Regions from separate parts of the Homo sapiens genome. Here regions 2 and 3 are each linked to region 1. A link is a contact called in ENCODE Hi-C or POLR2A ChIA-PET data. All regions are on one chromosome and are shown on one strand. The core of a region is the stretch at or near the end of the contact, and the rest is flanking DNA. Distances in the headings are between cores, read along the strand shown. Region 1 holds the start of POMT1 (protein O-mannosyltransferase 1). Region 2 holds the start of FUBP3 (far upstream element binding protein 3). Region 3 holds the start of NTNG2 (netrin G2).

Region 1 (4,271 bases), core at 533-3,032:
ATTATGACAAAAACACATTCTAAAAAGTGCTCTCAACAGTGAAGACTTACTTCCAAATCCATTAATCCTCTGCCGTCCAGACTTTAAAACTGTTACTTAAGGCTGGCAACCAGATTTTCCTCTACTGCACCCCTTTAATGGGCCAAATTTCACCTGTTACAGACTCAGAAGGCAAGACCTAAAAGGTGTACTCTGCTGGGGCTGTCCTGGGGACAGACTGGTCTCTCCTCTCACTGCCAAAAACACCTATCACCAAGAAGCCAGGATTTCACTCTCCCATTTATGCTATTCAGTAAGGGCGCCTCCTGTCACAAAGTACAATTCTAGATTCACCCTGGGAATGGAGTCATTTAGCTTACACCACAGCCCGCGGGTAGGTGAGTCGCCACAGCCGGCTCAGTAACCCCATCCCAGTCAGGGCCACAAGGCTCAAGTTGATGTCAGCCGTCACCACTACAGGGCGCTTCAAAAATCCCCACATCTTGTAGAAAAGCGGGCTCAGGCAGACGCCCTAGAAAAGAAGGGAGGAGCCGTGGTCCATGAGGGCTCACGAGAGGCTACAGAAGGGATCCCCAGCCACCCGGCTCCCGGACACACGAGGAGAACCACAGCACAGCCGGGCTGCTGAGAAAGACCGAAGTTCCTGGAGCCTTGGTTCAGGTAGACATGTGGGGTGAGGGGCACTAGCAGTGAACTCGGGTGGGAATTCAGGGGATCTCAGGACTGGACATTCACTCCTTTCAACAACTCATTCCACAAAACCTGCCGAGCACGTCTTGGGCGCGAGAACACTGCTAAGGAACGCCAGGGTTTCTCCCCTCCCTCCCCGACGACCAGAAGCCCACAGTGCGGCCACAGCTACCTGACCCTGGGCAGCTCCTGGGTGCCATCTCAGCTGCTTACAGCCCAGGGACCCCAACCTGGCCGAGCCTCGGGGCCTCCTCATCTCTCCTCAAGGATGCATCTGCCCCCAGTGCCTCCCTGCCTTCTATCCCAGCGGCACATCATCCCCGGGTGCTCCCTTTCTCGCCTGGAGGGTGCATTTGCACCCTGCGCCCCCACGTTCTCCTCCAGGCTTCATCTTCCCTTGAGCTCCGCTTCTCTTGAGGCTGCATCAGGCCTGGGACACCCTGTCTCACACCAAAGCCGCATCTGGCCGTTGGCGCCCCGCTGGTCTCCTCAGGCCCCATCTACCCTGGACGCGCCCTTCCCTCCCTGAGCTGCATCTGCCTTGAGCGCCTTCGTCCCAAAAGGTCCCATCTGTCCTGGGAGTGCCTCCTCTCCCCTTGCAGACCGCATCTCCCTGGCCGGCCCTTCTTCCCCACAGGCCGCACCTGTCCCGTCCACCAACTCCCGAGGCTGCGTCGGCCCCAGCTCCGTCCTCACCCTGAGACTGCACCCGCAGCACGCCCTTCCTCCCTAGGGCTGCACGCGCCACGGAGTTCTTACTTCGGGGCTCGGCCGCCCGAACGCCGCATCTGCCCGGGCCCGAACCCCGCCCCCAGCTCCGGAAAGACGGGGACGCCCCCGGCCCCAGCCCGTCCGCAAGCCAGGGACCCGCGTCCGGCACTGACGGACTCCCCCAAGTCCGGGCTGGGCTCTCGTCCCCGGTGTCCCCAAATGTACCCGCGTTTCTCCGAGTCCACACAGAGCCGCGCCCGGCTCCCGGCAACGCCTCGGAACCGTCCGACTGGGCCGACGGTTGGGGGTGAGGCCGCTCGGCACTCCGCACCACCCACCGCCCTGCTCAACGTTCGATTCACCGAGCCTGCGGGGCCAGACGGGCAGCAGCGCGCGTGCGCACTGGGAGAGGGTGACGCGCGTGCGCAGCGGGCGAGGGCGCCGGTCCCGGAGGAGAGGCAGGTGTGAAACGCGGCGACCTCCCCTCTCTCGGGTGCTACTGTTTTGTGTGCCAGGATTTCTGTGTACTCTAAGCAGACGTGCAGATTTTAAAAAGCGCAGTGGGCTCCCACCCATCTTCTGCTCCTTGCTTTTTCACTCCATCTGGCGTGAAGATCTTAATTCTGCGTCTGCACAACGGCGTTCTGCCGGGCGCGCCAGTTTGCTCCTAGTTTTTTTCTTTTCTTTTCTTTTCTTTTTTTTTGAGACGGAGTTTCGCTCTTGTTGCCCAGGCTGGAGTGCAATGGCGCGATCTCGGCTCACCGCAACCTCCGCTTCCCGGGTTCAAGCGATTCTCCTGCCTCAGCCTCCCGAGTAGCTGAGATTGAAGGCGCACGCCACCACGCCCGGTTAATTTTTGTATTTGTAGTAGAGACAGGGTTTCACCATGTTGGCCAGGCTGGTCTCGAACTCCTGACCTGAAGTGATCCGCCCACCTCGGCCTCCCAAAGTGCTGGGATTACAGGCGTGAGCCACTGCGTCCGACCTTAATTTTTTTTTTAAGACACGGGGTCTCGCTCTGTCGCCCAGGCTGGAGTACAGTGGCAGGACCACGGCTTGCTGCAGCCTCGACCTCTCTGCCCGAAGCGATCCTCCCTCCTCGGCCTCCAGAGCAGCTGAGACCACAGGCACGTGCCCCCACGCCCGCGGGCGCTCCTAGTTTCCTTGCCGAAAAACATCGATGCCACGATCCTGCTTGCACATACATCTAGCGGTGAAGTGGCTGAGGGTAAGGGCATTTAAAACGGACCTAGGGCCGGGGGCGGTGGCTCACGCCTGTAACCCCAGCACTTTGGGTGGCCGAGGTGGGAGGATCCGTGAGCCCGCTTGAGTCCAGGAGAGCCTGGGCAACACAGCGAGACCCCGTCTCTACAAAAAAATACAAAAATTAGCGGGGCCCCTTGGCGTCTGCCTGCAGTCCCAGCTACAAGGGAGGCTGAGGCAGGAGATCACTTGGGGCAGAGAGGTCGAGGCTGCAGTGAGCCTTGGTCTCACCACTGCACTCCAGCCTGGACTACAAAGTGAGACCGTCTCAAAACAAAAAACAAAACCAAAAAAACCTGGACATCAGTGGGGGCTGCATGACCATCAGAGGCTCCAGTGGGGGCATCTCCCCTAAACTCCGTGGCAGAAGACTGGAGGCTTCTTCCTCCATTCCCAGGGCTCCTCCTCATCCATCAGCCTCTCCAGCCCCCTCTGCTGAGGGTCAAGAGCCTTCCCAAAGGCCTGCTTTGGAGCAGACATGGTACTTTTGGTTGGGTCAATGCACCCCTTCCCATGTTTTCCCTGAACAGTCGGCACCCAGAGCAGGGTAACTGACAGCAACGCAACCAGGCTGATGGATCACTCTTCTCAGCCTCGCTCCTTCTTGATCTCCTGGTCTATTTGTATGTTAATCTATACAGACCAAAAGGGCACACTGCAGGTTTAATAACCTTCATTATGGTTCTTGGCTGCCTGCAAGACTTTTTTTCCATGTTGGGCAACATAGCATTAGATGACACCAGTTAGAATTTCGTGGTTACTTCTTTATGGCTTACCCTTGAGGGGTTATGTGACTCACCCAAGATCCCACAGAGAGGCAAGGAGCTGGGGCTCACCTGGGTTTGTGGCCAGAGCCTGCAGGCAACTGTATTTACAGTGGGCAGGGAGGGTTCCCTGGGCCCCAGGAGGGAGTGGGGCTGGGCTGTTAAGCTTTGGTTCATGCCATGCTAACAGTGGTGGTGCCTCAGGACTTACAGCCTCCATCTTGCAAGCCCCCAACCTTAGGACTAGCCTCTTTCAGGGCTGGTCTCCGTTTGAGATTTTGTGAGCCACCTGTCCCTAGGGAGCAGTAAATCAGGGCAGTGAGTGTGGCTAGTTAAAGCTGAGATGCCCATGGCCAGGTCCCCAACTCTCTTCCATAGTCAAAAGGCTTAGAAGGAAGTTGAGGGACTGGGGTTCCTCATGGAAACAGCGTTTTATTTCTTGGGGGTAATTTATAAGTTTTCTTAGCTGGTTCTAGGCACTAAGCTAAAAGCTACTGGTGACTTTGAATCCACACTACGCCATGAGGTCGATACCATTACAATCTGTGTTTTATGATTAAGGAGACTGACTCAGGTGGTGAAACGTCTTTCCCCAGGTCAGTGAGGCAATGGCAAAACCGAGAACTGCTGCCTCAGCCCATTCTTACCTTTTACCCTTCGCTACCCCAGGCCTGGCTTGCTCCCTCCCCACCCCAAAGCACAGCATAATCCTCCTCCACTTCCTGCAAAAGCACCGCTAGAAGTGACAACACAACACGCCACATCAAATGCTTACCTCCTCTGACCAGCTCGTTTCTCACGGCAAGTGACGGGGCCACAGGCAGGCACTGTGCACAACCAGAT
Region 2 (4,271 bases), core at 761-3,260, 920 kb after region 1:
ATTACAGATTTCTAACATTCCGTTCTTGCCCAATGCAAATCTATATACAATAAACCTAAAATTACCCACCAACCTGGTTTTTCTTTAGTTTTTAAAGGCCATCAAATCCTTGGAGATAGTATGGACCTCCAGCTGTTAACATTCAGAAGGAACACACTTACAGCCCTGTCTCCATTGGGCTTATTACTGCTCCAGTCAATGGTGCATTTCAGAGCTGAGAACAATTCCAATGAAGTTTTCACTGCTAGTAGTAAACACCACTGCTTCAACAATCCACATTAGGTCAGCATTTACCAGAGGGTCTCCCTCTGGAGCAGGTTGTCCAAGAATATGAGTTCAACCACTGGCTCAAGAGAAGCGGAATGTCTTCTCAATGGTTCAAAATTCACTTTATGTTCAACTACAGGCCTTCTGCAAACTGAGGATCTGAGCCCTTTAGGGCAGTGACTATAATTCTTCCCGGACATAGAAGGCCAACAAGGTGACTGTCACACATCAGCACAGAGCGAAAGCCATTACATATTAGTAGCCAGTGAGAAACAAGGTTCAGGACCCTGTACTGTAGAGGAGAGCACTGTAACACGCCAGCAAGCAGAGTGGTGGAAGGGGAGCTGGGTGGCATGTTCATCCATTACAGCCATGGGTGGATCTGAAGTCTAAGTAAGATGGATACTCACTACTGTACTGGTTGGCAGCTAGGCAGTAAAGTAACAATTCATCAGATAAAATTTTAGGTGGAACCACAGGTTTGGAAAGTTCTGGGATCCAATATAATGTCTATAGGAGCATCAATATATAACATGAAAAGTCAGTTATCAGGGAAACAGGTAGGGTTCCCTCCCCTGGAATACTGGAAAGAGATGTAAAGACCATATCTTCAAGCGCCCGAGTGAAGACCTTCTTCTAATACAATGACTCCTGTGGCTTTCTGTTAGGAATCAAGCAGTAATTAGTTATAGCCCAACTTTTAAAGTATCAGTGCGCTTACAATTACATAAGAAGAGAGGAGGACATAAGACACTTAACCGAGGAAGCTGAAGTGTTAGGGCTGACTTGTAAGTAAGTTTTAGATACAAATGAAGAACACGTTCTGTTCTAAGTACCATGCCAGAAGCCAGTAAGTATTTTTGGCAGGTCCCATATTCACTCTCTGGGGAAGCCTGGAGCCTTCTAAAACCCAGTTAATTTAACTTTGATTAAATGCACGACATTGTCAGACAGTAAAGTTTCAATGTCGGAATGAGGCCATATCATTCTCCCCAGTAGAGGCAAGCTTGCCATGAGAAATTTCTACATCTTGGGGACCACCCCCACACATGTAACACCTCCCTCTCTCACCTCTCCAAAGAGCACCCTCACATATAAGATGCCCTCGAGTTCCTTCTACTCAACAGAAAGTCTAAAGACGATGTTCCCCAAGTTTTAACAAGCTACTGGGCGTCAGACAGCTGCTTTATGTCTACACCCAGATCCTCCCCGTGGGCTTCCCGGACCCCTCCCCTCGCGAGGTTCAGAACCCCGCGCTAGCTACACTGTGGGTCCAGGCTGGCCGCTGGGGCACGATGGGGCCAGACGCTCTAAGCAAACCCTTTCCCAGCGACTTCAGGCACCTGGGAGACCCGCCCGACAGGCCGGGCCTGGGCCTCGCAGTGGCGCCTTATCCCCCCGGCTCCTCCCGGCTGTAGGAACTCCACGGAACGGCCCGGCCCGGCTGAGACGTCGGTTCAGGCTGCCTCCCGCCCCCCAGGCCCGAACCCCTCTTCCCCGCCCGCCAGGCCCCGCCTCGGGATCTCGTGCTCCTGCCAGCCGGCTGCGCCCGTACCTGCCGGACCCGGTGCAGGGCATCCACGAAGCCCTCGGCCTTCATCCCCACAGGAGCGCTCTGCCCCTGCACCAGCTCCGCCATTACCGCCCCCGCCGCCGTCGCCGCCGCCGCCGACGCCGCCGACGCCGCCGCTCGGCTCCCCGGTCCGGCCTCCCGCTCCGCTTGGGGACCCGTAGCCGGAAAAGGAAAGTCGCCCTACTTCCGGCGGAAGGGAAAGCCGGGACGCTCGCAGCTGGAGGAGTCGCGTCTGCGGGGCGGGGTCAGGGCACGTGACCTTCGACCGATCGGAAGTGGGGGCGGGACGGCAGCGCCGGGGTGGGCTCAGATCGCCAGGCAGCCGTGGGTCTCCAGGGTCCGGTCGCGACCCTTCCCTTCCCGGGCGGGATTTGGTCCAGGACCGTCGATGGCGTCTTGACAGGTCCCCGAGGCTTGGATGTGGTCCCGAGGTGTCCGCTGTCGGCCGTTTGGAATCTCAGAGGGACTGACGTGGCTCTCCCAAGACGGCACCCCGAACAGTCGTGGTTCATCAAAAGCCTGGTCCTGGGTAGCCCCTCCCTGAAATGGCTGTTGGTTGGGAATTTGGGGGCTGAGCGCTTTGAAAGGGCATTGGGACAGCATCACAGAATGTCAGTGTCCCACATTTGCGAGGAGTCCCGGGCCCCAGTTCTTACACTGCAGTTTGCATGAGGATGGGCCACCGCCACTTCCGCCTGGGGTTGTCTGGTGATGCCCCCAGGAGAGACGCGCCCACTGAAAAGCCAGCGTGGTGTCCTCTTACACGGTCCTTAACAAACTCTGGGACTCTGGGGGTGCAGGAAATACCACAGGACCGTCATTACTCCCATACCGGCTGAGTCACAACTGTATTGCAGGAGGCTTCTTGGAACGCCTATGTAACTTTAATGGAAGTGACCAGGTACAGATCTTCTACAGCAAGGAAGGAATCTTAGTGCTAGAATTCAGTTGAGCCTTTGAGTTGGCTCTTCTTATAAGTGAGCAAACAAGTAACAAGGTTTAGGGGGCGCCCATTTTTGTGTTAGCACGATTGCCCTCGTGTTTAATATTTCCCAAGCCCTATTATGATAAGGAGTTGGACTTAATGAAGAACCATGTTGTCAAACATCTTATGCCCATCTTGAAGTTGTGAAGGAGGATGAGCACCAAGAAAAGGAAATAAATAAAATCCAATACGGGCCGGGTGCGGTAGCTCACGCCTGTAATCTTAGCAGTTTGGGAGGCCAAGGCAGGCAGAACTCTTGAGCCCAGAAATTCAAGACCAGCCTAGGCAGCATAGTGAGACCCCGTCTCTACAAAAAATATAATTAGCTGGGCGTGGTGGCAAACACCTGTAGTCCCAGCTACTTGGGAGGCTGGAGTGGGAGGATCACCTGAGCCCTGGAGGTCAAGGCTGCAGTGAGCTATGATCACGCCACTGCAGTACAGCGTGGGTGACAGAGCAAGACCCTTTCTTGGGGAAAAAAGTCCCATATAACTTTCCTTGATGACCCCACCCTCACCCCTCACTGTGTCATTATGCCAAGAGAGCTTTGGGCATTCTAAAGAAGTATGAGGAATACTTGACCAATAACCAAAGTATAGTTATTTATTTGTTAATGACTTCTTTCCTAGACTGTGAGTTACTTTAGAGCAGAGACTTATTTTTCCCTGTATCCCTAGGGTGTGGCACATAGTAGGTGCTTAGTAAACTTATTTTGCATTCAATAATGCCAAGTAGAATAATTCATAGATTATGGCAAAATAAAAGAATTTGGCAAAATTGCAAGATTGAAGATTGCTTTCAGAAAAAATGTTCCAACCCCTGTTCAAAAGTACATAGCTTGCTGTGTTGTTGAAGTGCCAGCACGAGGAGGACCATGCCAACACATCCATTTATTGCCCATTCTGGGTGTGTTGAGCGTTTTAAGTTTGCTATGCTTGTAAAAATCAAGGAATGGCAATGGTATCAACTTTCATGAACACAGTCGTTCAGCTGAACCAAGTATCAGTGATAACTTCTGTTTTGAATTTTAGAAATATATCTCTGAGGTTAGAATGTTGATTCATGCATATTCCAGCTGGCTTTCCCTATGAGTATAAATAGGGAAAACAAGGCTATTGGCCCAAATGTAAGTTGTATTCCAAGGTTTGGTCCAAAGACCAGAGAATCCCTAAGTAGGAAGACAGTTTTGTTTTCCCCTCTTTTACTGGTTAACTTTGAGCAGGTCACTTATATTTGGGGGCACAGAAGATGAAGATGACCCTGAGCTTGTCATGTTCACTGTTAATTGTTCTACTAACACCCTAGACTTCATCATCTTGTTATAGCACTTATCACAGTTGCTTTTAAATCATCATGCAGTTATATGTTTATTGTCTGCCTTTTCCACTAGAATAAAGCCTCTGCTGACATAAGGTCTATGTTTGTCTTGTTAATTGCTCTCCCTAC
Region 3 (4,271 bases), core at 616-3,115, 660 kb before region 1:
CTCCCAGAAACAAATAGAATCAATGTGCTTTATTTTCTTTTAAGAGTCCTCAGGAACCAAGGGGGGCTGATAGCCAGGGTATTAAAACTCGAAAATTAGATTTTATCAGGATTTCTGAACTCAGATTTCTCTGTCTTATTGAATTAGCGCCTCCCGAGCTGGCTGGGCTCGCCAGCAGGTTCCTCTTGGAGTTGCCTGCTGCGCCCTCGCCGTGTGGGAAACTTGCCGCGGCGGGCGCGGGGCCCCTGGGGGCACGGGAGGGAGGGCGCTGGGGGCTCCCGGGGCTAGGGGGGATACTCAGCCCACCCCGGGGTTCCCTCTCCCTCCTCGGCAGGGGCGGCAGAGGGGGGTGAAATCTGCTTTCAGGGGAGAGTGGCGGTTGCCGGGAGGGAAAGGGAGCTTGGCCGGCGGGGTCACCTTCCCGTCCTCTGCCCCGGGCGGGGTCCAGCGGGCGCCCCGCGCTCACTGTAGCCTCGGCGGGCCTCTTAATTCCGGCGGCCCGGGTGTCCCCCCGCTCCGGAGCGGGCCCTTTATCCGGCCCCTGGGTCCCCGCCCGCGGGAGCCCTGGAAAGTTGGGCGCGGGAGGCGGGGCGCGAGCAGCAGCTCCCGGGTGGGTCCCGGCGGGCCGCGGGCGGGGTCGAGGCCGGGGCCAGGGTCGAGTCAGTGCTTCGGGCCGGCTGCGAGCCCTGTGCCTAGGACACCGACGACCCGGCAGCCCCGCAGCTGCTTTTCGTCTTCCCAAAGTTGCGTGCAAGCCACGGCAGCAATTAATAATTAAGCCCGTAATAAAGGCCCGGCCGGGACTGAGGCGCCCCCTTTTTCGGCACTGCCTCTCTTAATTAAAAGACACAGAGCAGGGCGCCCAGGAACTGGCTGTATCCTTTGCCCCGGCGCTGCCGCCTGTGGCGACCCGGCCGCCGCCGCCCCCAGCCCAGACGGCCAACTTACTCCGGAGCGGGCGGACCCCGCGAGCCCGCGGTCCTCTCTTCCCGCCTTCCCGCCGCCTCTGCTCCCCCCACCTGCGCGCCGCTCAGTTCCAGGTTCGACTCCACGCCGGCCCCAAACCAGTGCCTGCGCCCCCTCACCTCCCGACCCCCTCCCGGCGCCGGGAGAAGTTTCCAGCCGGACTGGCCGGGAGTTTCTCTGTGCAACTCACAGGCTCCCAGTTTGCAGAGAGATGGGAGGGCACGGGATGGGGGTGGCTCTAAGCGGTGGCGGTGGAATTGGGGTGGGGGAGAGGCGCGGGAGCAGGGTTAGTTTCCTTTTCCGAGACACATCCGAGCATCCTTGCAACATCCCTCCCCGACACACACACACACACACACACACACACACACACACACACACACACACTCTGTCTCTCTCTCACACACACACACACACACACTCTCACACACACGACGGAAAGGACCCGGGGGAAGCTGGCCAGAAAGACAAGCTACCCCTTTAAGATGCTGCTAAGAACGCACCCTCACACACCCCTCTGGGGCGACTCCAGTTCTCAGCTCGTAGCAGCCGCCACCAAACAACTTTTGCATCCGAGCCTTTGCCGGGCCGCTGTAAGTGGCTCCCGGGCCCGGGCAAGCCTGCATGGTCACCGAAGCCCTTTAAAAATGAAACCGGCCTGGCCAAGCTGCAGCCTCTCCCCCCGCCCGCCTCCCGGGCTCTCCCCGCCCGCCTTACCCCGGCTCGGAGCGGCTTCCCGGCGCGGAGACCTGGGAGGGCCGAGGACCGCCACCCTCCGGCGCTGCGCCTCCCCCCTCGGGCTGGCGCTGGGTGGGGGCGCGGGCCGAGGGCTGCGAGCCGCTGCTCCTTCCCCGCGCCGCTCCCGCCGCTGTGGCCGCCGCCGCCGCCGCCGTCAGATCGGGGCCAGGGAGCCCTCCGGCCGCCGGGGGGGCCGCCCGCAGCCGTCCCGGAGACGCGGGCCGGGGGAGGGGGCCGCCCGCGCCGCCCGCATCGCCCGCCCGGGCTGAGCGGGAGGTCGCCGCTAACAAGTGCAAACTTTTTGGCCCCCCTGGGCGGCCCGGGGAGGACCCGCGCTCGGGCGCCGGGCAGCCCCCGGCCCGGGTGGGCTTCGCGGCGTCTCGTCGGGGAGCCGGGGCATCCCCCCGGCGCGGCGCGGGCCAGATGGCGGGCGCTTCACTGCCCCCCTGCACTCCGCTCCAAGTTAATGCCGAGGCTAAATCCTCTTGCCATCACTCACGATCACCATCGGGGCTTTTATCTCTCGGTCTGATCCGGGCTGCGTAACTTCCTCTGTGTGGCTTTAACACACCATCCCACCACGGAGCAACGGTCTTCTTAAAGGTGCAGGAAGGAAATATTGCGCGGCTCGGGGGACGCGCCACGGCCCGGGGAGGGGCGCGGCGAGCAGGGGCGTCCCGGCGGGCCCGTGGCCAGGGTGGCCCCGGCAGCCTCTGGGGGGTCGCTGCCTAAACATCGCCTCCCGGCCCGGGGGCCAGCGGGTCCCTGCGCCCAGAGCGCATCCTCAGCCGGCTCCGGTCAGGCGCAGCCGGGCTGCAGCTTCCTCTTCCAAAACCCGGGGGCCTGCCGGGGTGCCAGCGCCCATGGGTGTGGGGGCTGCCCCATCGGCACGAGGGAGGGGGGCCAAGTGAGTCAGTTCCCCCACCCCCCACAGCCAAGGGCTCAGGGCTGCTCCTCGGTCTCTCTCTGTGAAGTGCTGCCACCCAGAAGGCCCCAAGCAGTGGGTACCGGGGTGGGTGGGTGGATTTGGGGAGATGGGGAGGGGGAGCGATCTGAGCGCACAACCAGAGCCTGAATACCAGCTGACACATCGCCGCCTCCACCCTGATGGGCCCTGCTTTTGACGAAGCCAAGCCAGCTCTGCAGGGAGTGCAGAGTAGTGGGGCAGGAGGGGCCTGGCTGAGGGGTTCTCTGTCTCCCTCCCCTGCAAGCATGGGAGGCAGGTGTGGGAGGGCTCCGGTAGCAGCAGCCCCGGGCAGAGGCCACCGAGTTCACAATATCATATCCGGCAGCCCTGGGCTCTCTGATCCCCAGGAGGTTTCCTGCCAGCCTGCCTCCCAGGGCTTCTGGGAGAGTTTCCACATCTTCCAGAAGCACATGTGGTTTTCGGACACTCCTGGCCTCCTGGGGTGGGCTCACTGCAGCCTTGAGCAGCCAGCACTGTCATTTGGATGCATCAAGAACAAAGGGCCTGAGGACAGACAGAGAGAGAGGCAGAGAGAGAGAGACCAGCCCAAGGTCACAGAGGGTGTTGGGAATGGAGCAAGACATGGCACCTCAGTGCCCCGCCCTGCTGCCACCCTTCACCTCCACCTTAACCCTTCCCTGTTCTCAGCTGCCCTGAAAACTGGAGACGGAGTTATACTGCTGAATAATATTTGGAATCTTGTGACAAAACAGGAAGAGGATGCAGAATTAAAGACTGTCATCTGCTGTAATAATAATAATAATATATTTATTGAACACCTGTTTTATGCCAGACTCCATGCAAACCAGTTTGTGTGCATTATTCACTGAATCTTCGCCAAAGCCCTGTGACTTCACTGCTAGTAGCAAAGCCTCAAGTTAGAGATGTTAAGTAACTTGCCCAAGGTCACATAGCTAAGGATTGTGGCCGGGGAGGCAGGGCTTTTGGGTTTCTGGGTGATGCTCTCTCACTGGCCTGGCTGGCTGGTGAACTTGGAACACGGCCCAGACTGCTTTGGGGCTCAGTTTCCCCATATGTGAGATATGAACGGTAAATCCTTCTTTTTTCAAAGAGGGGTCAAAAAACAGGGCCATTGTGTGCCTCTACCTGCACATGCTCTCAGATGCCTACCACTGGAGATGGGCCTATCTCACCAAGCAGCCCAGGAAGGCAGACATGGGCCCACCCCTGGTTACCTGTTCTATGCAGGAGGAAGCTCCTTGGGAGAAGAGAACAGATCTTGGTGGTTTGATTTTTAAGCATTCAGCCTGCAGGCAGCAGTGAAGGGCAGGGTGTGGGGCTCCTGCACAGGGTGAGTGATGACCAGGGTCAGCCCTCAGCCTGCTGTCACCCCAGGGCATGGTCATCAATCCCTGGGAACCACCCTGCTCCTCCATCATCACTGTGGACTGGATGCTGTCAGGAATGGCCAAAGAGATGGAGGAGCTGCTTCTTACTTGTAGTTCATCTAAACACAGTGGAGGAACCAGGGGTGCCTCCTCCCTAGCACTGCCAGGATGGTTTCAGTGACCCATATGTAAAGATATGTGCCACTAGAAACAATTTTTAACATGCCTCCCTGCCAGCCCCCACCTCACCA

Evidence for each region. A loop is a pair of places that touch in the nucleus more often than their neighbours do. ChIA-PET counts read pairs that join two places held with the same protein, here RNA polymerase II (POLR2A). Pooled maps may share reads with other maps.
Region 2: a loop to region 1 is called in a pooled map, with 6 times the contacts of the local background. The contact joins the promoter of FUBP3 here to the promoter of POMT1 in region 1. A Hi-C loop is called at or near these places in 1 of 50 pooled maps. POLR2A ChIA-PET finds 5 or more read pairs at or near these places in 2 of 52 experiments (PC-9 and activated CD4-positive, alpha-beta T cell).
Region 3: a pooled map shows a loop between it and region 1 (4-fold over the local background). The contact joins the promoter of NTNG2 here to the promoter of POMT1 in region 1. A Hi-C loop is called at or near these places in 4 of 50 pooled maps.

The regions. Positions count from the first base shown.
Region 1 is chr9:131,500,429-131,504,699 of GRCh38, reverse strand. POMT1 (protein O-mannosyltransferase 1) reads right to left here and starts at 1,782. Exons shown (of 20, transcript NM_001077365.2): 1 at 1,627-1,782; 2 at 360-511. The coding sequence starts at 481. RefSeq lists enhancers at 192-261, 272-351, 832-891, 263-1,128, 1,129-1,996 and 1 more and silencers at 1,462-1,611, 1,682-1,881.
Region 2 is chr9:130,577,316-130,581,586 of GRCh38, reverse strand. FUBP3 (far upstream element binding protein 3) reads right to left here and starts at 2,010. Exons shown (of 19, transcript NM_003934.2): 1 at 1,823-2,010. The coding sequence starts at 1,906. LOC100272217 (a long non-coding RNA gene) reads left to right here and starts at 2,093. Exons shown (of 1, transcript NR_027440.1): 1 at 2,093-4,237. LOC124902286 (a long non-coding RNA gene) reads right to left here and starts at 1,747. Exons shown (of 2, transcript XR_007061818.1): 1 at 1,339-1,747; 2 at 1-928. RefSeq lists a silencer at 1,693-2,062.
Region 3 is chr9:132,159,652-132,163,922 of GRCh38, reverse strand. NTNG2 (netrin G2) reads right to left here and starts at 1,865. Exons shown (of 8, transcript NM_032536.4): 1 at 1,684-1,865. LOC124902291 (a long non-coding RNA gene) reads left to right here and starts at 2,223. Exons shown (of 2, transcript XR_007061826.1): 1 at 2,223-2,307; 2 at 3,320-3,465.